Linked DNA regions of Homo sapiens: region 1 is linked to region 2. A link is an interaction called in ENCODE POLR2A ChIA-PET data of the cell type or tissue named here. Cell type or tissue: OCI-LY7. All regions are shown on one strand. Links, peaks and the distances in the headings refer to the core of each region. The heading gives the core; the rest is flanking DNA. Region 1 holds the start of RGS13 (regulator of G protein signaling 13). Region 2 overlaps LOC105371664 (a long non-coding RNA gene).

The links. Peaks named below come from ENCODE experiments on the same cell type or tissue, not always from the same donor. Only the 100,000 strongest peaks of a DNase experiment are listed, where the experiment ranks them.
Region 1: POLR2A ChIA-PET joins it to region 2 with 29 read pairs; 2 of 35 experiments call an interaction of 5 or more read pairs at or near these places.

What each region holds. Positions count from the first base shown.
Region 1 is chr1:192,623,122-192,637,672 of GRCh38, reverse strand. It overlaps RGS13 (regulator of G protein signaling 13), which reads right to left and starts at 1,526. Exons shown (of 7, transcript NM_002927.5): 1 at 1,356-1,526; 2 at 13-83. LOC107985241 (a long non-coding RNA gene) reads right to left here. Exons shown (of 2, transcript XR_001738348.2): 2 at 3,123-3,664. It overlaps LOC105371664 (a long non-coding RNA gene), which reads left to right and starts at 8,640. Exons shown (of 5, transcript XR_002958418.2): 1 at 8,640-8,786; 2 at 10,252-10,332. In OCI-LY7, for the core only: a CTCF peak has its summit at 772; DNase peaks (open chromatin) are centred at 1,552, 2,442, 4,322, 4,522 and 4 weaker places; H3K4me3 peaks cover 8,000 bases; H3K27ac peaks cover 8,000 bases.
Region 2 is chr1:192,532,713-192,548,591 of GRCh38, reverse strand. The region is part of intron 4 of LOC105371664 (a long non-coding RNA gene); the gene reads left to right. Among named protein-coding and RNA genes, the nearest start is that of RGS1, 35 kb to the left of the region's middle. RefSeq lists an enhancer at 3,383-3,442. In OCI-LY7, for the core only: no CTCF peak of the experiment used is centred there; a DNase peak (open chromatin) is centred at 9,481; H3K4me3 peaks cover 1,500 bases; H3K27ac peaks cover 2,218 bases.

The DNA of each region.
Region 1 (14,551 bases), core at 1-8,000, 94 kb before region 2:
GGATAAACTCACCAAGCTTCAAATAAACAATGATCATTTTTTTCTCATGTTGGTGGTATAATATGTGGAAACATTCCATTGACCTAAAAATAAAATAATAACAAAACCAAACAAAAACAAAAAGATTATTGTGTGCTTCCTGGAGAATGCATATTTGGCAAAGATTACTGTAAATGCTCTTAAGTTTTAAGTAAATACTTTTTCCACCTCGGAAATGCTGGATTATGGTTATTCCCATTTTTATTTATTAACTCTTTATCTAAAATTGTGTTAATATCATGGCTTATTATAAAAATTTCTTTACTGTTTTAATTTGTAATTTTCCATTACTTTTTATTTAAATAATCTATATTTATCTTAATATTGTGTATTAATTTGCTTTCCTTTTTTGTTTTTCAATACCCTCTTGGTAAAACTAGTGTGTACTTTTACAATCGAAACATAGAGTGTTTAGAACAAGTTTAGGTCTCCACGATGATTTTGCCTCCACTGTTTTCTCCTGATAATTATTTGAAAGAAATACATTTCACCGATAGAATCTAATTCTCAGAGTGATTATAAATGCATTGGTAATGGATTGAGTTGTATTAGTAGTATGCCAGAATTAGATTTGTTTCCTCCATTATTTAAATGAAATCTTAAAGTATTATGAAAATAAATAAATTTTCTTAAAGCAATTCTGTCTGTTTACATATATCTGCATTTAAATATGTTTCTTTATTTTATGATATAGCATGTTACATAAAATTTAGTAAAATTTGGAGCAATTTATATTTTAGTGAGCTTTTGTTGACCACAGCACACAAATTTCTTGTCCTTTAAAAAATTCAAGAAATTTGTGCATAGTTGTGCTTAAGCATAACATAAAAGAATAAAAAAATTCTACAAAATCAAGATTAACAATGTTTCAGATAAACCTTATAATAATCCACACCTGGCTTCAGTACAGTTAACAAAGGATGGAACTAATAATTTGGTAATGCATGATTTTTGAAACAAATAATTCAGCTATGTCTGATTTTATAATATGTTTTTATCTAAACATATAAAATGAAAAACATTTAAAATGAAAATATACACAAAAACATAAAATGAAATAATATACTTTAAAACTGTAGCATTTCCTCTGTTGCCCAACTTAGAAGATTTATTTATATAAGGAGTGACTCTAAGTTTTGTTTTAAATATAGAAAGCCAGGCAAAAGAATATGTGTTTGTTAGTTTGTCTTTTTTTCTTAGAAAAACCTCTGTTAACACTCCCAGAAGTTCTACCATTGAAATCAGCATCTGCTAGTGATTTATAGCAAGCCAATAGTCTTGTATTTATCAACTATTTTATAGAATCTCATACTTACAAATATATCCTGTCGAGCAGTCCACCATGCTAAATTTGATCTCCTCTTTGTTATGATCCGTTTGAAATCAGGTTCTGAAATTTTGTGAGACACCCAGCATTTTATTTTTCCCAGAGTAAAAGGATTTTACTGTCTCTATAATTACCTTCGATGGCACTCTGGCCTCAGTATGAATGTTCTGTTTTTACACACACGTATCTATGCAAAGAGAGGTTTTGTTGAATATGGAAAGTAGTGCTGTAGGACTCCAGTGCATTACTGATAAAGAGGTTTTATCTAACATTATCAGACCATCTGAAGTGATCAGATGATTGGAAGCAGCAGCTTCATGAAATCTTCAAAGTAATACTCAAATCTTTTTCTCCAAAATAATTTTTCTAGTTTTAGAAAATGTATAGTCTAAAGTAAAATTCCCTTTTAAAAAAGACAGAGAACTGAGTACAAACACATAGGACATCACTGCAAACACATGTTAGCAAATGGTTGAGAACTATTAAAATCAATCTGTTTGTAATAGATTACTAGGGACTTTTAACAACTGAAGGATCTAAAAAAGTATCTTTTCTAGTTATACCTCTCTAGTTCCTTCAACTGGTCCTCTACAGCAGTTCTGGACTCCGTTGTTCTACAGTTTGTTAACATGCCTTCAAAATCTGAATTGAACACAGTGCTTAAGATAAGGTCTAATGAATACAGAATATGGTAAGATTGTGAATGCCCTTGTCCTGGATTTACTCCAATTGTGTGTGTGTGTGGGGAGGGGTGGGGGAGTTGGGGGGTTTGGGGGGAGAGAGAGAGAGAGAAACAGAGAGGTAGGAGTAAAGAAATGCTAGAATAAAACAGCAGTAAAGAAGATCAAAATGTGGTTGATGGAGTGTTTCTTAAAATATTTAGGGGCCCAATGAGATAGAAGATTAACCTTACTTGTCTTTTATAATTTTGAGATTCAAACCCAAGAAAATTGAATTTCTCAAACCTGAGAGATAAGTTTGGGACTAGAAAAGGAAAGGAAACTTTGGAAAGTCAGAAGCTGCGTAGATGTAGCAATAATGTAGGAAGTGAAGGGCAGGTTAGCCTCAGCTTGGGAGGATCTGGGTTGTTTGTGGATAGCACTCATTTTCTCTGGGTGCTAGGTGTGCGATTTCCTCCCCACTCAGGACATTTTGGATGCTGGATCTCTTCAGGAAATCTTCAGTGTCATAGTCAAGACTTTTCCTCACCCCAAATAATTCATTTTTTTGGGATTTGGAATGTTTGCTCTTTCTCATGGTGTGGATGCAAGGAGCTGGCAGGAAGATTCTGGAAGTAACACCCTGTGCGAGTGTCAGTTTCAAAGCTTGTTTAATGGAGTCAAACATGAGAATCTCCCTACAGAGTAAAACTTAAGTATCGACAGGGACTGAAAAACAAATAAATCATAGAGTGAAGAGTAACAGCACGAGTAGGTGGAAATTCCTGGAGGAATTCAAGAGCAATGTGTAGATATTTGTGGCAGATTTCTAAACATGGTTTTGTTTCTCTGAAAAAGTGTAGTTCAAGTTCAGTTTATGAAATCATAGCAATATAATGCTTTGTACGGCACATAGGTGGATCAGACTAATTCAGAGCTGTCAGGTTAGGGCAGGTAACAGGATTATGCTTTCGTTGGTGCAGCTTGGGAATGCCCTTTCCATTGAAAGGCTGTCCTTCTGATGAACTGATCTGCTTACTCTAGAGCACTTTTACTATATTTCAATTTCAGCCAATGTAAGTCCAAAGTAACACAAGTTCAAATGTGCACAATTAAAAATCTTTAATATTTTTATGTTGAAAGTTCAAAATGAACTTTACAAGAGCAGAAAAATGAAGTATTAGAAATTATAAATTCAGAATTTGCCATTTATGTCTTCTACAAAAAGTGGAGAAATATAATTACTGGTTAATGTTCGTGATGACAGCTTAAGAAATAAGCCTACTATTTTCAGTGCATCCTATTTATACTATATAGTGTTTGCCATTTGTTCAGAGGGTGGCTCTTTTCAATATATTCTAGAAGCAAGATAAACTCTTGGACACTGGGGTGAATTGTCTGGTGAAATGTATCCAGTAGGCAGTGGTTTGTGCCAGTGTTTGGAAGAAGACTGGCTTCTGCTCCTGCTTTCCATGGACGCTGATCTGTCCCTCTTAGCCTTTCAGGTCTGTCCTCTCTGCCTTCATTTTCTTCCAAGCTTCTTTGCAGCGCATTCTCAGTCTGTCTTCATACACTCATTGTCCGCATCTTGGAGTGGACGACTCAGAGACTTGACCAGTCTCCCGTCCCCTCTGGTTTGCTGCCAATTAGAAACAATCTAACTTTGGTTTCTGACTTGTGTGAACCCAAAATATACCGACAACAAAAATTAGGAAGAGATTACTGAGCATTGAACACTATTGTTAGCATAAAATAAACCTCAGTAGCAATTAAAGTTAGTTACCAATTCTGTGTGCATTTATTCAGATGATTTGCTTTAAAGATGTCTTTAATTATAATCATGGTCCTGTTATGCTATAAAGTTTAGTCACTAACTCCCAATCATTCTTAGTTCCCTTTTGGTAGCTGCTTTAAATCCATTCTCTTGGCCCTTCCAGAAAGTCGGCAGTGCTCTCAGGTTTCAGATCTCCAGCATGTAATTGAAAAAACCAGTGGTCCTACTTGGTTTCTATTTTCTTCTGAGCACTTGGTGGATTGTCTTGTCCTTCCTGACTAAATTCTGGGGAATTCATTCAAATCTTATTGTTTCCACCAGTGTATTTGGGGTAACATTAACATAGGAAAGTGTTCTTTTCCCGGAAAAAAAAAAGGAGACACTCCACAGTTGTTTAATTTGCACTGAGATGAGTCTATTAGCTCTTTTGTACTTTCACATTGTTTGATCTGTGAAATTCTCTAAGGATGGGGTTAAGGGCACGTCCCTTTGAAGAGGATTTGCACTGGCTCTGTCAGGCAGCCCAGGCACTTCTCTAACACAAGACTGCTTTGTTATTTTCTTAGCTTGGGTCTCCTGGACCACACAGGTAGGGTAAATTTAAATTACAGACCTGGTTTTATGCTGAAATAGACATGTTCCTGTCATCAATTTTTGTAGGTGACTTGTTTTTTTTCTGTCTGCTGTTTCACTGAAGGTATAGCAGTTCAAGAGCCCCCGGCTCATATTAGGACAGCCTTTGATTTTGTTTCCTGGCTTGCAACAGATCTTAAAAGCCAGATCTCTAGGTTACTGAGATTAGCAAATGCTGAACTCAGCTAAACTTTAAATGCCAGTTTATCACTCTGATTTAGGATTCCCTCTGTTTTTTTCTTGATTTCTCTTAGTTTTGGCAAGCTTGCCTATGCATTTAAATGGGGTTGTTACATATTTTTTTTTAGCATTTCTGGATGTCTGGTAGAGAGAAGATTTTCAAGATATGTCTCGTCTACCATGCTTTCCTTTTATATAAGATAATGTTATATACTCATTTTAGATAAAAGTAAATGCAATAAAATGTCAAGGAAATTGGAACTTTAGCATTTCCTTGTTATCACAGATGGAAAGCATCGTTTGCTTCTTTAGATGCGGAATGCTTTGAACATACAAGGCCCACTGATGTGCAGTTGCAAAGCTGAAGCCTGTTTCCAATCACCTAATCAACTCACTATCCCTTATTGTTTAGATAAGCCTGTCCTGTTCTGCCATGTGCAAAGTATATAAATTTTCTACTATAGAAGTACAGAACAAACATACTTGTGCCACATTTCCGGTTTTTTTTTTCTTATCACAGAAATTAAAATGGTTTTTCTGTAGATCACCATTGAAATACTTTTTGTCTTATTCTTGAAACAAATCTATCCTCAGGACTTACGTGGTGTCTGGTGATTGAGGGCAGTAGATGGCTAGGTAGTGAATCAGAGGCAGGGAACATTTTAAAAGAAATAGGTACCTCAGTCAGCTGATAGGAGAGACTAAAAGAGCGCAGAGCTCAGAATTAGCCTGCATTCCTTCTCCCTGCTTTACCAAAGGAGTCTCCCACTTTTCTCATTCATGCTTCAAATGCATATGTGGACATAGCATTCAGACTGATGTAGTAGATGCTCAATAAATATTCAAAGAATAGATGGATATAGTTTTTTTTTCCCAACAGGATTTATCCAAGCTAAAAACTACCCTAATGTTCATTTTAACCAATTTTCACTTAGATAAAAATTATAGGGTGAAGTTTGGGAAGGATTATATTGTACAAGCTTCCCATATCTCATACTTTCCTAAGAAGTAGTTCTGCCTCTCTGACTGTAACCTTTTTGTAACCTATAATTTGTGTAGTGGTTAATGAGATATATCTGGAGATGCTTTGTAAGTATAATTTACACAAATATATATTTTTATGAGGCATGCAAATTTAAACAATGGTGTCCTTGTGACTTAGTCAAACAAGGAACTAGAATAAAATACAAGGCAAATGTTTTTCTTTAGGATTATGACACTATATCTTAAAACCTCTGAAAGATATGATAATGCAAATAAGATTAGATAAAACAAGTTTAGTTTTGTAGAAAAGGCAAAGAATTTTAAAAATTGCAATCCCAGAAGCTTCAGAAACCTACTTTGGTATGCTTTCCTCCATACAAAAAGTGTTGTTTAATTCCCCCTCAAGTCTGAATATTTGAGGAGTTGCTTTAAGAACTGTAAAACTAGTGCATCAACTACATGCTTTTTGCAGATATGGAAAATATTTTCTTAAAACATTTTTACACAAAGGAAAAGTAATTTTGCCCAAAGAAAATAACATCCAAAGGAAAATGAAGAGTGATTGGTGTTATAAGAAATATAATCCTGGAGGCCTGGAACTACATAAGGCATCCTGAATGTACAGCGTGGGGCCAATAGAGATTACACAAATGATTTTTATAGATGAAGCTGAGCAAAGGGGCAGAATGGGAAGAAGAACAACGGGGACCGAGACACAAGAAGGATGACTTTTGTTTGAAAAAGAAAATGTTCAGGGCATTAAAAACACATGCCCTTTTTTTACCCCATAACATTTTCAAACACTACAGAAAATAATATCTAATAAACCGTGAAGCTTGTTTTAACTCTTTTAAAAACTTCCAAACAAAGGAACTTAGGAAAAATGGCATTCTAGTTATATTTTCCCCCAGATCAGTGGGAATTTATTTCATCTTATTGCTTTTCCAAGTGAGTAGGCAGAAAGTAAATAGAAATGTGAAATTTGTATCGATTGTTTGCTTTCCTTATAACCTTTGCCAAAGAGCTTTGTGAAGGCAACTTTTCTAATAAGGAAGGTATTTTTATATTTAAATGTTGGTTGTCTGTGTAGGAAGTGGAAGAGCTTGTTTCAGAGACTGCTTCTCCAACCCCATTTTAAAGCAGAAGTTCCATCACGGACATTTAGAGGTTAAAGGAAATTTAGATAATCTAGTTCAAAGCTTTCATGTAATGAAGAAAGAAATTGATCTCTTGTGCGTTGCCCTGAGCCACACAGTAGCTGAGATATAGCTGAGTCAAAAACTCAGGCTGCCTAACTCCTGCGTTCTGTGTACTTTAAGGTCCTCATTCCCTTTCTGGCTTACTTCTGGTTGAAAATCAGATAATTGTGTATATCTTACATTCTTATCTCAGTTTAGGTAACAGCCTAAAGTTTTTAGGCCCTTGTGTCTTTGTATCTATCTCCTCTTCTTCTTTCTCTACTAGAAAAACATGTGACAAGATGCTGTGGTTACACGAATTCTCCCCTACTCTTGCTTTATTTTATTCACTGTAATTTATTCCATGTTGAGACTCTGGTCTTTTCTCTTAAGTGGTATTAACATGGTTTCTATTTGAGTTGAGTAAATGGAATATTATGCTTCTGAATCTAATTTTTCTGCCTCAAATGATGCAATTTGAGCATCATTCTTTAAAGACACACGATATATGCTGCCTTCTTATAATGAAATATCTGAAAGAAAATATAGATTAAAGAATGATTATTATCATTGAAAATGATTTATTTTACAAAAGAATTCTATAGGAATTCCATTAGTTAATTCTTCTAGTTTAAATGTCTGAAATTCAGTTTATGCCCAGTATTCAAGTACATGACATAAAGCAAAATACATTGGCTTTATACATTTTATGAATTTGCTTTATGAATTTTATGCATATTGAATTTGATGATAATTAAAAAAACACCCAAGCTTTTCTAAACAAAGAACTCCAGCAGCTCAAAAACACTTGTTTTATCTGATAACATAAATAATAATGTACTTAATAATATATTTCTTATTATTTTATTTTCACTTTCTGCCAAGGCCCGGGGAAACATTTAAATTGCTTATGTGCATGTTTAGAAATACACCGGAAAATCAAACATGCCTAAGAAAAAGGGGTCAAAAAACTATTGTGAAACAGTGGTAACTAAGGAATATTCCACTTAGATCTGTTCCAAGTCAAGCAGTGTTCCAAAGGGACCAAAGGGACCATGTGGCTTTATTTTTAGGCTGCAGTTCATTGACTCAGGCTGTCACTTCTGCTAATTGGCATAGCTGCTCTTAGCCTACAGATGTTTTATAGGGCCTAGATAATGGGAAATTAAACGTTTTATCTGTCACTCTGGAAAAAATAAACTGATTACTCTGTCAAGAAGACCTTGCCCAGGGTCAAGCTTTATTCTAAGGTGGACCACAAGCAAAATTATTTGAAGATACTGAGATTCACACAGTCCACACACACAGGGATTCCCTTGGCCAATAGGTGATGCATTAGTCAATAAAAATGCAACAGAGATTTTGGAGGCCATACTTGAAATGGGAATGTGAGGATTAGAAGACCTTCCAGGTACAATCAGTCTAGTGAATTAATTAGTAGGTAGCTTGGTCTCTGAGAGGTTGAGACATGAGACTATCAAATGGCAACAGCCCATGATATAAACCAATGGAGACAAAGGATTGGCAAAAAATCACTGGAGGTTGCTGTGGGAGAGAGGAAACACTTCATGATTGATGAAGACACCATGGTACACATGTTTAGAAGGGTTTAGAACTCAGGAATAAGAGAGACTGGTCTAGCTTCATGTGCATGTGACATGTCCCATGGTAACACAGGGCCAGAATTTGGTTTTAGGGCTCTGTTGTCACTGTCTTAATATTCTTGATTTTGAAACAAAGGACCTTTCATTTTCATTTTGCATTGGGCATCACAAATTATTTAGCTAGTTTTGCTGGAAGGGGACATAAAGCTAAGGGATAGATACCAGAAGAGAAATTTTGTGTACATTTTAATTTGGGTTGTGGAAAATTGTATTCTCTATTAAAGGGTTTAGAGGAGTGCATTCAAATAATACTCCTAACAGTTGGATAAACTGTCATGAGGGCATTTGGCTGTGAAGTTGCAATGAGTGGAGAGGCATTGACATTGTTGCTGATGGTGACGTTCCTGGGTGAGTAAAGGACAGTGTTGAGATTCACAAGCCAGGAGTAATGAGGTGGTGGTGAGGGAGGCAGAGTCAGGGCTGGGGTCTCAGAAGCCTACTGCACAGCAGTAGCAGCTGGGTGAGAAATCTCTAACAAGGGTCACTGAAGTTGCTTGGGCAATTGCAGTTGATCTAATTAGGAGGCTTGATGAGTAAATAGAATTTAGAGAGTTGCACTGTCCTTGTTCACTGGCACTGAAGACAAAGTCACTTGGCTGTCAGTGTTCCAGATTAGTTATCAGAATGATTTTCCATACTAGCTTTCCTCTAACAACAAACAGCTTTAATGTGATAGTATCTGTCAAGTGCTCTCTGGGTCCCTGAGAGATAGGCTCTTTATCAGTTGCTACAGTAGCCTATTCTTTCAACAGAAATAAGTCAATTTGGAGTCCTGCAGAGTTGCCTAGGAAGATATGGTTTGGAGTTTAGGAGTTCAAGTGTTCTAGTTTGTAGTTCTCTAGAGAAATAAATATAGTAGCTCCTCCTCCCCAGAAAAGCTATAGTATATTATCTAGTTATATTTATTTCCTGACAAAATTAAGGATGGATTCAGACGCAAGACATTAGGTCTCTCAGATACTGCAGATGGGCACTGTTTAATCTAGAGGATTCACAAAAATGATAGTTTGTAAGCTCTGGGAGCATTGCAAACAATTTAGGTTGACTCCTTAAATTTTCAAATGACAAAATCGAAAGAGAGAAGGGTTGTGCATGGCCCAGGTTTCACAGCCGAGTATGTAGAGTCATATCTAGTGACCGTGTCAGCTGCTGGGTCAGGGTTTTTGTCTGCTATCATACAGGTTTGTTATGGCTATATTTGAAGAGTTTTGTTTCATTTTGTGTTTATAGATGCACCCAACACTATTATGAAGTATTTATTAGTCAAAGTAATAATAACAATAACTACCGTTTACATAGAGCATGAAATGGGCACAATGAGCTAGGAACTTTACCTAATCTTTTTAACATCCTTGAGAGGCAGATTCTATTATCTTCATTTTTCAGAAGAGGAAATTGAGACTTAATATCATATGGCCTTTAATTAGATAAACTTTAGGAAGTCTTCAACCTTCCAGTAGTTTTTGGCAACTATTCATCTCTGAACAGACTCCAGAACATTAGTGAATGCTGTCCCATTTTATCCTCACTGAGCAAAATCTAGGGCACTAATTACAAAGATATTTATCTTACAACATTAAGGTTTTGTTGTAAGGAATCATTATGAACGCAATCATAGCTATATTGGGTCCTATATTGGCACATTAGAGATAATTTATAATTATTTATATATATATATATATATATATATATATATATATATATATATATGCTACAGCTGTGAATAAGCAGAGGAAAATCAGCGAACTAAAGTGAGAAATTTTTTGTATTATTTAAATTAATTAATGATATTTAATTTTATCTTTTTTTCCAGTTGATGACATAGAAGACTTAATTTCCTCCTCATGATTAATCTCTCAGTTGGAGAGTATACACACTCTTACACAGAATCCAGGTGAGACGAATGGGGAATTAATAAGAGCTAGGAGGGTACCATTTTTATAGAAATATAATAGTAACATATATATCTGCTAACTATCTGGGAGACATACCCAAGAAAAATATTTTGATTATAAGAAAGGACAATATTTGAAATCAACTTAAGCAGAGCTGACTAGAAATGGAAGGACACCTAAGGGAAATAAAAGGTTTTTCTAGGTTACAACTTGCTCAAGTCATGTAACATTCAGGCTAAAGGCAAGCAAAAGTCAGAACATATACATTCACCCCTCTGCTGGGAGCAGAGAAGAGCAGAGTGGAAGTCCAAGGAGTGTGGTGGATGCCAGTCAGGGGAAGTTGCTGTAGCCTGGTGTCACCTTTATCCTGCAGCTCTTTGCCAACCCTCTTCAGAGACAGAGAGCCTATCCCCTGAAATGAACTCAGGGCCCTACTGTCAACTGCTGTCATTTACGTTAAGCAGCAAAGCCATTAGACTTAATTTACCTAAACTCTTCCCCTATAGCATTCTTCCTCTATAACATTCATGGTCTGCTAAGGTTGCTATAAGCAAAGCAAAGTATAAAATAGCACACAAGTTCCTGTTTGACAAGTGAAATACCAGTTTCTTATCTCTCCCCAGGGACCTCTTATAACGAGAAATTGGCCTTGTGAGTTTTGAAACTTTTCCATTCACAACCCTGTATGTCTTTTATTATTTTGTCTTTTAAAATTAGCATGCTATTTTAAAAAATACAGAAACCAGGCTTTAGAAGCACAACAAGGGCATCTGCTTTGCAGAAACTACTTATTAGTCCCTGTCTCTTCACACTGAATTTTCAGTTGCTGCCAAAGTAGAAAAATATGCAAATGCATGACCTGTGTATCGAGTATGTTTTTATCTTGAGGCTTTCCTATATATCTAAAGGATAAATATTTGTTTGTAGATTTGATTGCTGTTTCTCTACAAGAGTGTGCTTGTGGATTCTAGAATGTGGTATAGCCTAGAAGGCATGATAATTCTGTAAGGTGATTATATGGTAGCTGGTACCTTGCATTGTTCCTTCATCACTGAATCATCCAATAGATTTTATTGTTAACAATGACCACAGTTTGTATATACTGAGTTTTTGAATTTAGGTGGCAATTTGAAATTATTGGAAGAATGAGTCTTCTGATTTTAGAGGTGCTCCTCATTTGTACCCTAAAGACACTCTTGTCTTTATTTTTGCATTACTGTGCTTATCACCAGGTACAACATTTGCATGCTGAATTGTCTGTCTCCTTCACTGGACTCTAAGCAATTTGAGAATAGGCCTTGTGTCTGTCTTGTTCATTATTGGGTCCTTGGAACAAATTAGTGCATGGCCTTCAGTGGGTACTTAATAAATATTTGTTTAATAGAATCAATACTTTTAATCCAACTTTTTAAAGTACCTTTAATATGACAGGCACTTTAAAGAGTGCCTTAAACACATTTTCTCACGTGATCTTCACAACAACCATATGAAGTTGTTATTTCAGTCTTTATATTGGAGAAAAGGAACCTAAACTTCAGATGGGGTAAGCAGCATACTTAGGTCTTTCACCTGAGCTGTGTAATTTGGGATTAGGACTATGTGACTTCAAAGCACATATCTTATTTCCTATACCACACTGCTTTGTGTATCAGAAGGTAGAGTGATATAAAAGTCACCACAGATACTGATGGGAACTTGCAAAACATGAGAGATGGGGAAGTTTGTAGATATATTGGCAAAGGAGTATTGGCAGAGAGAGTTAGCCCCTTCAAAATTTTCACAGAGAAATTCTTTTCATTGACTACAAATATTTCTTGCTCCTTAAATAAACCAGAAAAATCTTGTTTGTTCATTATTTCTGCAGTTTGAATTGATACGATATACTTCAATGTTGTAGTTATAAATAAGGATGGCATAACCATTACTATTTGATTTAATTGACATTATCAAGCAAGTACTTTCTGAGAATGATTTTGAGTGGGATTGAGGATTGGGGCAGAACAGTGAATGCAGGTAGTATCATATATCTCTTATTTTCACAAGCTTACAGTATAATCGGTAATAAGATTAATCAAATTACTAGAAAGAGAACATAATAAATGTATTCAAAGTTGTACAATCTATAGAGGATATAAAAGGAATAAGAAATTAGATTTGTTTGTGGATATCAGAAGTATATTACTGCCGAGGTAGCATTGCAAAGGTCCTTGGAAAATGGGCAGCATTTAACAGTTTTATGTGCTGTCTATTTGAAGATGTATAAAGATATGGTCTCTTTCCTTAAGAAAGCCAAGATTCTTTACAATTTGGCATGTTTTTGCGGTGGCTGGTACCAGTTGTTCCTTTCCATGTTTAGTGCTTCCTTCAGGAGCCCTTGTAGGGCAGGCCTGGTGATGCTAGGAAGAAACTGCATCAACTAATGAGCAAAATAACCAGCTAACATCATAGTGACAGGATCAAATTCACACACAACAATATTAACCTTAAATGTCAATGGGCTAAATGCTCCAATTAAAAGACACAGACTGGCAAATTGGATAAAGAGTCAAGATCCATCAGTGTGCTGTATTCAGGAGACCCATCTCACTTGCAGAGACACACATAGGCTCAAAATAAAGGGATGGAGGAAGATCTACCAAGCAAATGGAAAACAAAAAAAAGGCAGAGGTTGCAATCCTAGTCTCTGACAAAACAGACTTTAAACCAACAAAGATCAAAAGAGACAAAGAAGGCCATTACATAATGATAAAGGGATCAATTCAACAACAAGAGCTAACTATCCTAAATATATTTGCACCCAATACAGGAGCATCCAGATTCATAAAGCAAGTCCTTAGAGACCTACAAAGAGACTTAGACTCCACAAAATAATAATGGGAGACTTTAACACCCCGTGTGTCAGCATTAGACACATCAACAAGACAGAAGGTTAAAAAGGATATCTAGGAATTCAACTCAGCTCTGCACCAAGCTCTGCACCAAGGACCTAATAGACAGCTACAGAACTCTCCACCCCAAATCAATAGTATATACATTCTTCTCAGTGCCACATCACACTTATTCCAAAATTGACCACATAGTTGGAAGTAAAGCACTCCTCAGCAAATGTAAAAGAAGAGAAATTATAACAAACTGTCTCTCAGACCACAGTGCAATCAAACTAGAACTCAGGATTAAGAAACTCACTCAAAACCGCACAACTACATGGAAACTGAACAACTTGCTCTGGAATGACTACTGGGTACATAATAAAATGAAGGCAGAAATAAAGATGTTCTTTGAAAACAATGAGAACAAAGACACAACATACCAGAATCTCTGGGACACATTTAAAGCAGTGTGTAGAGGGAAATTTATAGCACCAAATGCCCACAAGAGAAAGCAGGAATGATAAAAAATTGACACCCTAACATCACAATTAAAAGAACTAGAGAAACAAGAGCAAACACATTCAAAAGCTAGCAGAAGGCAAGAAATAACTAAGATCAGAGCAGAAATGAAGGAGATAGAGACACAAAGAAACTCTTCAAAAAATCAGTGAATCCAGGAGCTCATTTTTTGAAAAGATCAACAAAATTGATAGACCGCTAGCAAGACTAATAAAGAAGAAAAGAGAGAAGAATCAAATAGACGCAATAAAAAATGATAAAGGGGTTATCACCACTGATCCCACAGAAATACAAACTGCCATCAGAGAATACTATAAACACCTCTATGCAAATAAACTACAAAATCTAGAAGAAATGGATAAATTCCTGGACACATACACCCTCCCAAGACTAAACCAGGAAGAAATTGAATCCCTGAATAGACCAATAACAGGCTCTGAAATTGAGGCAATAATTAATAGCCTACCAACCAAAAAAGTCCAGGACCAGATGGATTCACAGCCGAATTCTACAGGAGGTACAAAGAGGAGCTGGTACCATTCCTTCTCAAACTATTACAATCAATAGAAAAGAGGTAATCCTCCCTAACTCATTTTATGAGGCCAGCATCATCCTGATACCAAAGCATGGCAGAGACACAACAAAAAAAGAGAATTTTAGACCAATATCCCTGATGAACATCATTGCAAAAATCCACAATAAGATACTGGCAAACCGAATCCAGCAGCATATCAAAAAGCTTATCCATCATGATCAAGTGGGCTTCTTCCCTGGGATCCTGGGATGCAGGGCTGGTTCAACATACACAAATCAATAAACACAATCCATC
Region 2 (15,879 bases), core at 5,136-13,135:
ATGTAAGCTATCACATTGATAATTTTTATTTTGGTTATATTTTGAAATAATATTTTGAATATATTGTATTAAATAAAATTTATTAAACGTGTATAATATATTTTTTTAACATGGGAACTAGAGAATTTAAAATTATATTTGGAGATCACATTATATTTCTATTAGACAGCACTGGCTGTCTTGAATGTAGAAAGAATATTTACCCTGAGACTCAGATACATTATGTTAGATGCACCCTGGAGAAATTCTCATACTTTTGCATGAGGAAACATATGCAAGACTTTCATTTTATTCATTTTTCTAATAATAAGAAATTAGAGAAAACTGACATGTTTATCAATAGAGGAATGCATTATAATCCATTTATAGAATTAAAAAACTAGTAGTAAAAACTAGTATAAATTTAATGATCAACTTAGGTAATCACTGCAAACAAAATGATTAAGAAAGTCAAACTGCACAAGGTTAAGAAAACATATCATTTTAATGTGAATCTTAACAATTAAAAATATCATTAATTATTATAGATATAGACATAAAGGATTAATATAAAAACATGAATGGGAGTTGAAGTTGATTGCGTTTTTGGCCCTAATTTTTTACCCCCTACTGTATTCATCCCCTTTGACTTGTAACTTATATGCCCTCTCATTACATGTGGGCTGCCTCTTTCCCCCTCTTGACTTTGGATTTGGCCATGTGACTTGCTTTGGCCAAAAGCATGAGATGGAAGTGGTAGTGTGACAGTTTTGAGCCTAGGCCTCAATAGACTGGTATTTCTCCTTGCTTTTTTGTGCCTCTGCGTTGTTAGGAAAAAAGAACATACCTAGGCTAGTCGTAAGGGAAGATACATGGAACAGAGTGAAATGGCCCCAGCCAAGCCAAAACTTAACTGGCTGTCTTCCAACTAGCCCTCATATGCATGAATGGGCTCTGATGAGATCTGCAGATCTTTCATTCAGATCCATGAAAATAAAAGATTATAGTTTTAAACCACTGAGTTATGGGTAGTTTGTTATACAGCATGTTTCATAGCAATAGCTGATAGGTGAGATGGTATAATATTTCTGTCTGGGATGGAGGAAAGTAGATGTTGTATATCCAAATATTTTTTATTTTAAAATTGTCATATAAATATGAAAAAAATGAACATTTATTGAATTTGGATAATAAATATTATTTTGTTATAATTCAAGTTTTTTTATGTTTGAAAATGCAGTTTTTAAAAGATAAAATATTTTAAAAAGTAAAACTAGAGTTCTAATTGCCCACTTTTCTATTTATTTCATTTATGATTTCATGCCAATATTAATTTTCTGATTTTTTGGTTCATGTTCATTACTGGCTTGCTTAAGATAACTGTGGTTCATGCTTTATGTACAATCACCTCTTCTAGTTTAGCTTATGTCCCATAGTTTTTTTTTTAATAAAATACTCATTAATGTTTGCATTAAAATAAAATGGAATGGATTTGGTGAACCTTTAATTTGTATTTCCAGTTTCTGTCATGATCTTATCTATTATAGTGTGAATCACATAGCAGTAAACAGACTTCTAATTTCAACACCTGGTTAAATCTGATAAGTGATGAGTGATAACTCGGCTCTCTTTTTCCTATGTTTTTTAGAAGTAATGAGACATACACAGCTAGAGACGGCTCAATTCTCTGCTTGTGGATAAGAGGAGCATTTGAAGCTTTTTGTCCCAACTAGTGTCTTTTTTCACCAGCCATTTGTGCTGTGCTTATGGTGGTATTGTGATATGTGAGATAAAAAGAGCTGAACAAACTTATGTTGGTGGAGTCATGGGGAAATGCGGGAAATGAAAAGTCAATTGCACACGAAGCATTGCCAGGAAATAGAAATTGAGCACTCCTGCCAAAGAATGTGTATAAGGCAATCTGAATATTCTTGCAAAAGTATTTTTTTAAATTTATCGTACACCGTTATTATATATCTATTCGTTTATTTTTTTTAAAATTTGGCAACAAAACCCTTTCCACAGCAATAAGCTAAAAAAGTTTATGTTTAATTAAAAATAAAGTACATATTTCTGTTACTCAAGGAAATTAATGATAGGCATGAATTTGCACAGAACATTTCTCAACATTTTCCATCCACTATGGGGTGTGTAGTACTGTCACTGACCACATGAAAAAGAGAAGACACAAATGTACCAAAGAAGTACCAGCATCTACTTCAAAAGTGAGTCATTATTTTATGAAGACTGCAGAGATTAGGTACATCAGTATTTCATGCATTAATGAAAGTCTCTGTGATATTAGTTAAATGGAGCCTGGAAACCATAAACTGCTAAGACCCATTAGAAGCCACCTTAACATGTTGAAATCATGTTTCGTACTTAATGGTGGGTGGTTTCAAGTTCCCTAATGCATGCAGTTACCCAGTATTCTGAGTCCTCAGGCAATCCTCACACACAGGTCCTTCCTCAGCCTGCATCTGCTCCTTCCTGCCTTGGATACCATCTCAGCTCATGATTTTGATACAAACCTCAGATATGACTTTCAATAGGGATTGCATCCAGAAAGGCATTCAGCTTATTCCATCTTCTATGCCCTCTTATTTTTGACTATCGTACAATATTTTTGTGCATTTATGCTTTCTTCAGATCGCCTTTACTTTAAAAAGAGGAAGTAGTAAGAGTGAAGTTGTTAGTATTCTCAGTGAAATATTCTTTAAAAGTGGGGATAATCCCATCAGCTATTTTAGCTAAATTTCTTGGAATAGCCAATATTGGGATTATAATGGTAATTATTTGGAAAAATAGTATTAAGTTTTATAATACTATTTTTCCAAATAATTACCATTATAATCCCAATATTGTAGCCAAAAATATTAATGTCCCTCAAAGAATTCACATATTTTGATACAGATTCTGTTTTTTAATGTTTGTGCTATTTCTATGAGGTTACAAGTTGAAAAAATTACCATTTTATTTTAAAGGTGGGGAAATTTTCCAAGCTTCTCTAGGAGTGAATGCAGTGGAGATTAAATGAGACTACTCATTCACAATCTATAGCTCTTGATTCCAGGTTGTTTGCATTTTTCATTCACAGTCTATAGCTCCTGATTCCAAGCTGTTTGCACTTCCTCATTAAAAATGATTAGGAATGATGAGAAAAATGGTAATAAGTTTACTGTTGCTGGAAATTTTCAAGTTGTCCATGGAGGTACTTTCTTTTTAGGAAGGAACATACAGTGTATCACAGTTCTTGCATGAACCCCTTTAGAGGAAAAAAAAAGTTCAAAGGGGATGTCCAGAGGCGATCGCTCTGGGACTACAGTGAATTGATACTTAGTCAACAGGGGAATTTCTCAAGCTTTCTTAAAGCTTAACCCACAACCACACCTGTCAGCAGTTTCTTCCAAGTGAGAAACATTTACAAGTATATTACGCTTAAAATGTGAAGAATCTTCGAGTCCCTCTTAAACAACTGTTTTTATCCCTTCAAGAGAACTGAATCTAAATAATGGGACTCTGCATGTTTGGCAAATTACTCATTTCCTGAAAATGCAAAACCTAAGTAACAGAAATGAGGATAGCAACACGCTGTGCAGTATAAGTGTGTTTCAAAGGATTCAAGCTCCTCTGAAATATTTCTGTTTAATCGAAGGCCAAAGAGAGTAGAACTCTTACAGTCTTTCTCTACTCCAGGCAATTTCTCTTTTAAAGCATCAGTTGGAATTTCCTTTTTTCATCAATTGACAAAAGCAATTCTTTTTTTTTTTTTTTTTTGAGATGAAGTCTTGCTCTGTCACCCAGGCTGGAGTGCAATGGTGCGATTTAGGCTCACTGCACCCTCTGCCTCCCGGGTTCAAGCGATTCTCCTGCCTCAGCCTCCCGAGTAGCTGGGATTACAGGCACCTGCCATCATGCCCAGCTAATTTTTGCATTTTTATAGAGATGGGGTTTCACCATGTTGGCCAGGCTGGTCTTGAACACCTGACCTCAGGTGATCCACCCACCTCTGCCTTCCAAAGTGATGGGATTACAGGTGTGAGCCACTGTGCCCAGCCAAAGAACGATTCTATTAATGTTAATTTATTTTGTAGTTTATAGTTCCTACACTAAATTGTAGTTTCTGCAGATGAATTTTGGAGTCATGTTGTTTATTAGTGTTTACTTTGAAACTATATGTGGACTAGAAAGTTCTAATATTTATGGGATTGGTTCATAATACTGAGTAGTACTTGAAGTATTTAGTCTGTCAGACTTTAGGTAAAATCACAGGTTAAATATTCTGGAGAGAGAACACTATCTCTCCATTAAAAGATATATAGAAAATGTGGTTTCATAATAAATCATTATGATATTTAATGATCTATATTGTTTAAAATGAACCAATGTTATATTTTTATAGAAATAAAAAATTATTCTTATAATCTAATTGGCTATCAGTTGACCTACAAAAGTTGAAGAAAAAGAGCAGAAAGAATAAGTCTCTCTTGTCTAAGATAAAGCCAGACATTACAGCAGTGAAAACAGATTTTCTTCAGAAACGACTGACAACAGGAGAAAGAACTGATCCCAGTGCTTTAGGAGGCCGAGGCAGGAGGATTGCTTGAGGCCAGGAGTTTGAGCTCAACCTGGGCAACATAGCAAGATCCTGTCTCTAAAAAAGTTAAAAAAAAAAAAAAAAAGAAGAAGAAAGAGCTGAACTCCATTCTGATTTGTGCAGAAGTGACTGAGTGCTTTAAAGGGAAAATGAGGGAGTAGGGACAGGGAGCGAGTGAAGTCGTAGGAGCTGCATATATATCTCCAAAGGGAAAGAGACAGGATTCACAATTATAATCCTTTTTTAATAAGTGCACTGAGAAGGAAATATCAGGGGCCTATCATCAGGTATTAGCCAGAACAAACAGGAAATGCTTTTGACACCCATGAGCTTTTGAAGGCAGAAATTCATGAGATGGTTGGGTCATACCAGGGGTGTGAACTTAGGCCGCTTAGAAACCATACTAGCTACTGTGGGTCAGGTCTCTCAGTGCAGGGATTGAAATTAAGTTGTTATATGCCGAGACTTCTTTTTCTCTCTTTTCTCTCCTCTCCTTCCCTTTGTTCCCTCTTATTTTGTCAGGATGCACTAACGGAAACAGAAATTACCACTATAGGTATTTTAAGCAAGAAGGATTTTAAAAATACGGGACATGATGTACTTAAACAATTATTGAAATGTTAAAGGAGAGGATAGTAGGCTGGGTGTTCAGGACTGACCCCAGATTGACTCCACTAGGAAGCTACTGCCTCTGAGGTCTTCACTAAAGCTGTAAGTTTAGGAACAATTCCTGGAGCTGCTATGCAGTCGTTAGAATGCTGGAATTAAGAAGTGGGGCACTGCTACCATTGCAACTGCCTTCCAACACTAATAACACCCGAAAGTGGATTCTCATAGCTACAAGCTAGGTATTGACTCTTGACACCCAAGAACCTGTGGAATAGGTGCCGGCAGTTTACTCTAGAAACACCTTATGTTTCCACAACTTTACATGCAAACAGAAATAAGAAGATAGCTTTGACCTTGCTGCTTGCTTCCAAATCTTCTAATAAACAGAAACTAACTTGCATCAGAATACTAGCTACTCAAGTATCTTCATGTCTTTTCATTTTCCTCCCCTCCTTTTCTCTCTTCATCTTTTAAATGTATGAATACATGCTTGTTCCATGAAAAGTGCTAAACATTGCTGAGCTTTAAAAATTATACATGAAATAGGTGAACTCCATGCTTTTATGTAGTCACAGTCTACACAGGGGAAAAAAGAGGATTTACTTGTTGTAAATAAATAAAGTTAAGTGCTGTACTAAAACTGTGCATGCAGGGTTTTGGAAGCATGAAAGAATTTATCTCTAGAAGGAATCAGAAAAGTGGTCATAAACATGGCCCTTATATTGTCTATGAAAAGATGAATATGAGGTTGTCCAATAAGGAGTGTGTTGGGGGCATCCTCTTAGATAGAGGACACAGTCTATTTGAAAATACAGGTTTAAGAAAGTTTGGTGGGCTATGACTGGGTGCAGTGGCTCACTCCTGTAATCCCAGTGCCTTGGGAGGCTGAGACAGGAGGATCACATGAAGCCAGGAGTTCAAGACCAACCTGCTCAATGTAGCAAGACCCTACTTCTAAAACAATTTTTTAAAAATTAGCTGGGCATGGTGGCATGCGCCTATAATCCTAGCTACTTGGGAAGCTGAGGCGGGAGGATTGCTTGGGCCCAGGAGTTCCAGGTTACAGCGAACCCTATGCCACCGCACTGCAGTAGCCTGGACAAATAGAGTGAGACCCTATCACAAGAAAAATAAAAAATAAAGAATAAAAAAAAGTTTGGTGAGCTAAAGGAATAGCAAAATGTTCAATACAGTTCTATTATAAGGATAAGTCGCTCCAATTCTAGAAAATAGTGGAATATAAGAACTTACCTCTAAGTATAAGGCCGTGACCCCTGAAAGAACAATAATAGCTAAATAAATTGCTACTTTGTCTTTCTCCAACATTGCTTTATTGTTTGCTATAGGAATTAGATCTAGGCCAATGAGAGTCAATATCTGCTTTCTTGATAAACATTTTCCCTCTAAGCTTCCAACTCCGTATTTATTTATTAAGCTTAAAGTAACACAGAATGTCTTCATTATTATGCAAATAAATATTTCATTTTTGGATTTATTTAACAAATATCATGTGCCAGTTTTGTCCTGGGAATAGTACTTAGTACATAAGAAAAGCTGATGACTGTGTCTATGACAAGGAATCTTTAGTGAGGAAACAGACATGTAGACAACTTCAATATAAATCAGATAACTGGTTTGAAGGAGTAATGTACAGAATGCTATAGGAACTCAGAAAACAGCTTTCCTATGTCACCTAGAGACAGCAGGGGCCTCATGGAGGAAGCAGCATTTAAGCTGAGAAGCAAAGCCTGAGTAGGAATATTCTAGACAGTTTAATATGTGAGAGTGGAAGGATATTCTAGGAAAAGGAAATAACATTTCATATAACAACTGTTCTCAGTGAGGAGAACATGGGAACGAGATTAGACAGGAACATAGGACCAGTTGGCCACTGACCTCAAAGGGATTTGCAGGTATGAGATCTGTGTGGTAGAAACTACAAGTACTGCAAGAAGTCGGAGAAGGGAGGTTTCTTGAGGTACAGAGATGCCAGCTCTGTGCAGGGAGTAGAATTTGACTAGGACTTGTACTTGGAAAGACTGAAGGGAACATTGCTCCAGGTTTGGTGAGCAATGTGGACCACTGTCCAGAGGTTGTATCAGTGTGGTCCCCCTGTTGGAAAGTGAAATGTATAAACCTGTTTTTAGCAGAGGCACATTTTTGAGATGGTAAAATTAAAGCTGGACATGTTACTGGGACATGTTATCAAAAGCTAAAAATTCTGGGGGTCACTTAAGGCAGTAAGACAGAAAAGTGTAGCAGAAAATGCTGTAGCTGGGAGTCAGTGGATTCAAGAACTGGTGGGGTCTATCGTTGGTTCTGTAATGTTGGAAATATCACCCAGTCCTCAAGCTTCTGGAGCTATAATATATAAAATGAGGATTGTTAAACCTCATACTCTGTAAGGCCACTCCACTTCTAAGTTGCCATATGTGTTTAATAAATAGGGACCTGTTGAAATTTTTAGCGGGTTTTATTGTGCTGTTGTTATTTGGCCTTAAGAAGGAAGTATTAAGTTTAGGGAACTGGGATTTAGATTCAAGGGTTTTGAGTTCAAGTTTTGTTTCTGTCTCTTGCTACCTTCATGACATTGATTAAGAAAGTCATTTAGTCTTCTTGAGACCATTTTCTTATCTGTGAAGCTGGGATGATGTTTGCTTTGCTTAAAACATAGGTTGAGGATCAAATGTGATGAATATATAAAATATTGTGTGTTCTATAAGGTGCTACAGGAAATATTTTAAAAGACATAAAGTGGTAGACTATTATGGTAATCTTATGCGAGGAGATATAATTTGGAGATAAGTAGTACCTATGAGAATAGAGAGCTACAAACGTATAAGACATTTTGAATGAAATATAGATAGAAAATAGATAGTGACTTATCTTACAGGTTGATGAAAATGAGAGATGGAGAGAGTGAAGATGGCAACAGTGACTAAGGAGTGTCGACCACATTTATTTAAAATCTCTGTGCTGGTCACTGTAGAAATTCTATTTTAATGTGAATGGATAGTGTAATAAAGTAAGTTTTTGTGGTCTGGTTCAAAAGTAGGCCAAAATGAAAATTTTACTTGCAAATTTCAAGAAGCAAATGGAAAGAGAACCAGGCCTTAGAATATATTTGCGTTTCTGTATTGCCCACTAATATTTTTGTATAACACATTTTAAGTAATAAAAATCTGATAATTTATTTGTCCACCCTGGAAAGGAAAAAAAGATAAGCTATAAAGCAGTCTAATTTTATCAAACCATTTTTGGATACCTTATAAGTAAAGTCAGAAAACTAGAAGTGAAAAGGGAATGCTTCTAGAAACTGTAGTGAGGTCTGCATCAAATCCTAAGACATGTTTTTGCTCCAGGTTTCCTGCAATTGCTACCATAAAGGGAGCATTTCAGACCCAGTGCTCTGTAATGTGGTTTCTTTCCTCTGGAATTCCTCCAATCCTTCATGAATAGCTGGAGGAATGCAGACCTCTGGAGGCTGTATTTTACAGGTTGCTATGGAACTGTCTAAATATTATGAACAGTGCAGTGGTATATGACATACGACAGCCCAATGCCATGAAATTAGGGCAGCTAGAAATCATTTCCATACCCTTGAAATGTAAGCTTCTAGTTTAAAAGAATGGCATGAATGTTTTTCATAAATAAATTATCCTTTATCACACTAAGTTAGATCCTGGGTGGAGATAGGAAGTCTGGGACTTCAAAAGAGCTTTAGTTCAGAGAGAGGCCTGTAGACCCTAAGAAGCAAATACACAAGCAGGCCAGGGGAGGCCTAGTGAGGGGAAGGAGGAATATAAAACTTCGTAGTTTTCAGGATATAGATTGTAATGTTGATGTTACAAAGAGAACTGCTTTAAAAATCTCACTCCAAAGGTGTGCTTGGAGGTAAACAAGCTAACATAACTTCGGGATCAGGCAAGTCACTTAGAGCAAAAACGGGGCTTCCTCTTTCAACACCCTTTTTTTTGTGCTGTGAGACCCCCAAACTCTCAGCTACTCAGGGTTTGATGCTTGACTTTTTCTCAGATTCCAATAATTGTTTATGAAACCTGATTCAAATTTTAAGTCAGAAGTTACCCACCATAAAACATACCTCCCCCTCCTCCCTGGTTCTACTTAAGTTTCATTTAAATAAGAAATATAGCTCTCTGGGTACAATTTTTTGAATAACAGTTCTGTGAATGCTATTTGCTTCTGCAGGTTATGCCAAAGGCAGTTTCCTCTCTGAATGAATGTTTTTAATGTGCAAATTCAAAATACAACGAGCCTACGTCATAAGCTGCACTAAGTGAACAGAAACTAAGTGCAGCTGGGCTTTGTGGCTTTTCTTGTTTTCTTTCCTTTTTTCTCCCCTTCTTCAGACAGTTGCTATTGAATAGTTTTTTTTTTTTTTAATGAAAGAGGGTAAAACATTTCTCACAAATCCTTTTGCCTGCACCAAGAAATTCAAATTAAGCAATTGAAAATGTAAAAGGAACAAATAAGTTTTGCTTTGCAAGATGTAGGGGAGCCCATCTGTCTTGAGTATCTGGTTCAGTTTCATTAAGAGTTGCAAGTATCCACTTCATGTTGCCTCTCTATTTTCTTATCTACCCTGCCTGGGAGGAGAGGACAATCGCCTTCCCATTTTTCTTTTTTGGTTTCTTATTTAAGTAGCATAAAATATATTTTAAAAATACATTTTTGTTTATGTAAGGTTTTTTAGATATGCCACCACCTGAATATCCCTGTGTAGAAAAAAAGGATAAACTCCCACTAACAGTGGAAAAACATCCCTATTTCTCCACATCCTCTCCAGCACCTGTTGTTTACTGACTTTTCAATGATCACCATTCTAACTGGCATGAGATGGTATCTCATTGTGGTTTTGATTTTTCTAATGACCAGTGATGATGAGCATTTTTTCATATGTCTATTGGCTGCATAAATGTCTTCTTTTGAGAAGTGTCTGTTCATATCCTTTACCCACTTTTTGATGGGGTTGTTTGTTTTTTTTTCTTGTAAATTTGTTTAAGTTCTTTGTAGATTCTGGATATTAGCCCTTTGTCAGATGAGTAGATTGCAAAAATTTTCTCCCAATCTGTAGGTTGCCTGTTCACTCTGCTGATAGTTTCTTTTGATATGCAGAAACTCTTTAGTTTAATTAGATCTCATTTGTCAATTTTGGCTTTTGTTGCCATTGATTTTGGTGTTTTAGATGTGAAGTCTTTGCCCATGCCTATGTCCTGAATGGTATTGCCCAGGTTTTCTTCTAGGATTTTTATGGTACTAGGTCTTACGTTTAAGTCTTTGATCTCTTCAGTTGATTTTTGTATAAGGTGTAAGGAATGGGCCCAGTTTCAGTTTTCTGCATATGGCTAGCCGGTTTTTCCAACACCATTTATTAAATAGAGAATCCTTTCCCCATTGCTCGTTTTTGTCAGGTTTGTCAAAGATCAGGTGGTTGTAGATGTGTGGTGTTATTTCTGAGGCCTTTGTTTTGTTCCATTGGTCTATACATCTGTTTTGGTACAGGTACCATGCTGTTTTGGTTACTGTAGCCTTGTAGTATAGTTTGAAGTCAGGTAGTGTGATGCCTCCAGCTTTGTTCTTCTTGCCGAGGATTGTCTTGGCTATGCGGGCTCTTTTTTGGAAGGATCTAGAACTAGAAATACCATTTGGCCCAACTATTGCATTACTGGATATATACCCAAATGATTATAAATCATTCTACTATAAAGACACATGTATATGTATGTTTATTGCAAAACTATTCAGAATAGCAAAGAGTTGGAACTAACCCAAATGTCCACCAATAATAGACTAGATAAAGAAAATGTGGCACATATACACCATGGAATACTATGCAGCCATAAAAAAGGGTGAGTTCATGTCCTTTGCAGGGACATGGATGAAGCTGGAAACCATCATTCTCAACAAACTTGTGATAACAAGAACAGAAAACCAAACACTGCCTGTTCTCACTCATAAGTGGGAGTTGAACAATGAGAACACACGGACGTAGGGCAGGGAACATGACACACTGGGGCCTGTCAAGGGGTGGGGGCTAGTGGAGGAATAACATTAGGAGAAATACCTAATGTAGGTGATGGACTGATGGGAGCAGCAAATCACCATGGCATGTGTATACCTTTGTAACAAAACTGTACATTCTGCACATGTACCCCAGAACTTAAAGTATAATAATAAAAATAAATAAATAAATTGAGGTGGGCAAAGTGAACAAAAAAAGAAAAAAAGTAGAATAAGTAGGGGAAGTTTAAAAATATCTGTTAAATGTCTCAGGTTTTACATCATCAAACCTTCCAATTTTCCTTTCTTTGTGAGGCTCTTGGTGTACAGTGGAAGAAAGTCAGCAAGACAGGATTAAAGTTCAAATACAATCAAGAGTAAACATAGTAAACTCATAGAACAAATCAAATTCTGTGACTTCCTTGGTAGTATCCTTTATATATTTTTTGAAATAAGTGGCTCATTCATCTAGTCTTGAAAGTAAGTTTTGCTATTGAGTTTCTCTTCATATATTCCACATAAGAAATGCTTTATATGCATGAAGCCTGTGCGACTGAGTTTTTCTTCAAGCATCAAGCAAGAGATGGGAGTGTAATGGACCAATATGAAAAAATGCTTGGTTTTGTTTATGTTCCATTCAGAAGTTTCTAACCGTTGCTTTTCCCCTTTGAAATGGAAATCTACACAATCAACATATAACTTTAAAAAATGCCTGACATGAAAGATAATTGTATTAAAAGATACTAGTATTAGAAGTGTGCACAAAGGTAAAAGCTGTTATCTGTAAACAGATTAAAAACCAACAGAGTTCTCCAGTACCGATCTGTAATCTTTCTGCCCGTTGCCCAGCTTAATGAGACATAGACTCTACTGAGTGGACAAAAATCACCTGATACTTGCTGTTGTTGAATTTCTGAAGGAAATTGATTAGTCAACTCTGTCATCTATGAGTAGCATGAATATGACACAGAGGTAACTGATATTTTCTATGCTTCATCAAATGATAGTGTACATGGTTTCATTTAATAATTTTGGGGAAATATGATGTCTTGCATTATCTGTTTGGCAAAACTCTGTTGTCTTCCTTTGGTTGAAGACTTCAAATGGTTGCTTGAGATGATTGAATAATAAAATATATTATGAAAATGAATTTATTTCTCTCTTACATGCTGTAAAGTAATAGATTCTTTATGAATGGTTCTCAACTAGGGCACCCCCAGGGGATATGTCACAACTTCAGAAGACACTGTTTATTTTAATGACTTGGGGTGGTGAGGTAGGAAAGTGCTATTGGCATCTAGTGGTTAGAGACCAGGGATAATGATAAACATGCCACGGTGCACTGGATAGCCTCCCACAACAAAAACTCATACAGCCTCAATGTCAACAGCACTGGGGTTGAAAAACTCTATTTTATATGAATAATCAGAATAAATAAATTACCTCATATGTATGTGATATAATTCTAAAGTGTTTTACTTCTTTAAAGATTAGAAAACTAAATGCTTTCTTCATTTTTTTAAAAAAAGAAGTTTATTAAAAAACAAAAAAAATTAGTCATGTTATACCTGGTTTGAAACTATAGGACATACTTGTATATTTAAAGACATGAAAAGGAGACATAATTCTTCTGTTTGTGTGTGAGGATCAATTTACCTTTCTCCACCCATTCATAAACCCCCAAAGAGAGGTCATCTTCAAACTCGAGAATAAGTTGAAAGCAAATTATAGGAAAAAAAGTTCTAGTTCACATTTAAGTTGTAAGCACTGTGTACATTATTATAACTCATATTATGCTGAGTTATTAACTAGTAACATGTCTGGGTTTTCATCTTCTTGTTGGAGTATGAGAGTGGGGTGAGGTATATAATGTCGTTACATGGTTAGATATCACTGTACTTCTAATTATAATAAGCAATGGAAATCTGTATTCGTTTTGAATTTTAATCACAAAAACTCTTTTCCTATCAATCTCTCTCATTGTGACAGATGGCAGGAAAAAGGGGACCTGGCAGAAGACTGGAAAGAATATAGAAAGCAGTTCACTCAGCTTAGAGAAATAGACTGGACTATATTACTTGGCCTTAGCCAATGGGCCATATTGAAAGAAACCTAGTTTCAAAGAAAACAGCTGACAAATATCTCGGTGCCTAACTAGAACTAGTATACATGTGTACATCCAGCTGTTACCAAACTGAGGGTAAAAATGGCATCATACATCAGTAAACTAAATTACAGTAACCCTGACCCTCTATCACGCTACAACTTTCCAAGGAAGTAATTACTGAATAGCAATCCTCTCCTTGCAAAACATTTCCAAGTTTATTTCTGGGCTCTTCAGAGGGTGCCTCACATGCATTCACCATGGGGCCCCTCATTCCCTACTCTTTCCTATACTGCTCCAGCTGGCTGGTGTTTACTACCTCATGCACCTTGAAGGCACCTCTCCTGGGCCTCTTGGTTGACCGGTTGACCAGGATCCTGCTAAGGAAGCACTCTCTGCCAGATTCTCTCAGAGCTGCCACTGTCAGATACACTGGCATTGTGGATCAGGTTCTGAACAGAGCCAGGAAAAACATTCTTCTCTGTAATTTCTTTGAGATAGTCAGACCCTTACACAGCATTGTGTGTACCTAGAGATTCCTAACGTCTTTGCAAAGGCAGCCCCTCTGTTTCATGTTTTAGCAACTCCTAAAACTAACAAAAAATACCCCCAACTCTTTGACCAGGTGCAGGAAGAAGTCCAGACACATTGCTAGTTCTTCTCACCCCTGGATAACTGTTCTTTTTCCCTACTGACAAAAATAATATGCAGCCTTAGCTCAACCTACTAGTTTACATTCCTAAACCAGAATGTTTATTATTATCCAGAATATTTATCTGCATTTAGATTAATGATGATATCATAGATTTTATAGACGGATATTTTCTTTACATTTATGTAACCAAAAGGCCAGTCTGGAGATTGCAAAAAATCAATAGTCTGTTCCAAAATCAAATAGAAAAGTCTACTGCTGGTAGAGAAATCTAATTATGATATTTACAAACAGATTTCCTCAACTTCTTAGTCACATTTTAAACACCTTGGTGTTCAGTTACAGCCAAGGCATACTGTTAAATAATAGAGAAAAAAGGACTTTTTAATAAAAGATGAATGGAGTAGGATGTAAAAATTTTAGTACAGGTGTCATTAGCCAAGAGCAATGGGGTATACAAATAATTCTGATTAGCCTAGAACTTCTGAAGAATCTAGATGTGTTGAGAACTCTACTTTTTGCTGCACTGAAGAAAAAAGGCTTTCCTGATTACTTTTAAATTTATATGTTCAGCCTGACCACTCCCCTGAACACTGGACTCATGTGTCCAACTGCCAACTCAGTCTCCACTTGAGTGTCTTAGCATCTCAAACTCTTGTGTTGAGAATTGAACTCCTGACCCTCCCCCTCCACCACTGCCCCTTTTGGACTCTCTCCCACACTTTCTTATCTAAGTCCATGGCAACACCAGTTTTTCAGGTCCTCAGGTCAAAAACCTTGGAGTCATTCTTTATTCCTCTTGAAATTTCTCTTCTCCCTTTATAAAACCCATCACCAATCTTGTGAGTTCCAGAGTCTGCAACTTCTCACCATTTGAGCCAAGCCACCATCATCTTTTACCTGGATTATTGCAGTAGTTTTCCAAGTGGTCTCCTGCTTCCACTTTGGGCTCCTAAACTAATTTCAACACAGATCCCATACTTGAAATTGCTCAGATCTTTCCAGTTATGTCTCATTTATCTCAGAGTGAAAGTCAAATTTCTTACAAGAGTTTAGAAGGCCCTTCAAAATATATTCTCCTACTTTCTTACCTGTTTGACCTGACCTTATTTCCTACCAAAGCCTGCTTTTTTGGTGTGTGACCTGTGCAGCCACTCAGGGCCCTGTGCTGAGAATGTTTGGGCTTATGCATGATTTAAGGTTCTGCTTTAGTTGCCATGAAATTCTTAAGAAATTTTAACAAAGGCCAAACCAAATCCAGCAGCACATCAAAAAGCTAATCCACCACAATCAAGTTGGCTTCATCCCTGGGATGCAAGGCTGGTTCAACATACACAAATCAATAAATGTAATCCCTCACATAAACAGAACCAACGACAAAAACCACATGAGTATCTCAATAGATGCAGAAAAGGCTTTCGACAAAATTCAACAGCCTTTATGCTAAAAACTCTCCATAAACTAGGTATTGATGGAACGTATCTCAACATAATAAGAGATATTTATGACAAACCCACAGCCAATATCATACTGCATGGGCAAAAACTAGAAGCGTTCCCTTTGAAAATCGACACAAGCAATATCGTGAAAATGGCCATACTGCCCAAGGTAATTTACAGATTCAATGCAATCCCCATCAAACTACCAATGACTTTCTTCACAGAATTGGAAAAACTACTTTAAAGTTCATATGGAACCAGAAAAGGGCCTGCATTGCCAAGACAATCCTAAGTCAAAAGAACAAAGCTGGATGCATCACGCTCCCTGACTTCAAACTATACTACAAAGCTATAGTAACCAAAACAGCATGATACTGGTACCAAAACAGAGATATAGACCAATGGAGCAGAACAGAGCCCTCAGAAATAATACCACACATCTACAACCATCTGATCTTTGACAAACCTGACAAAAACA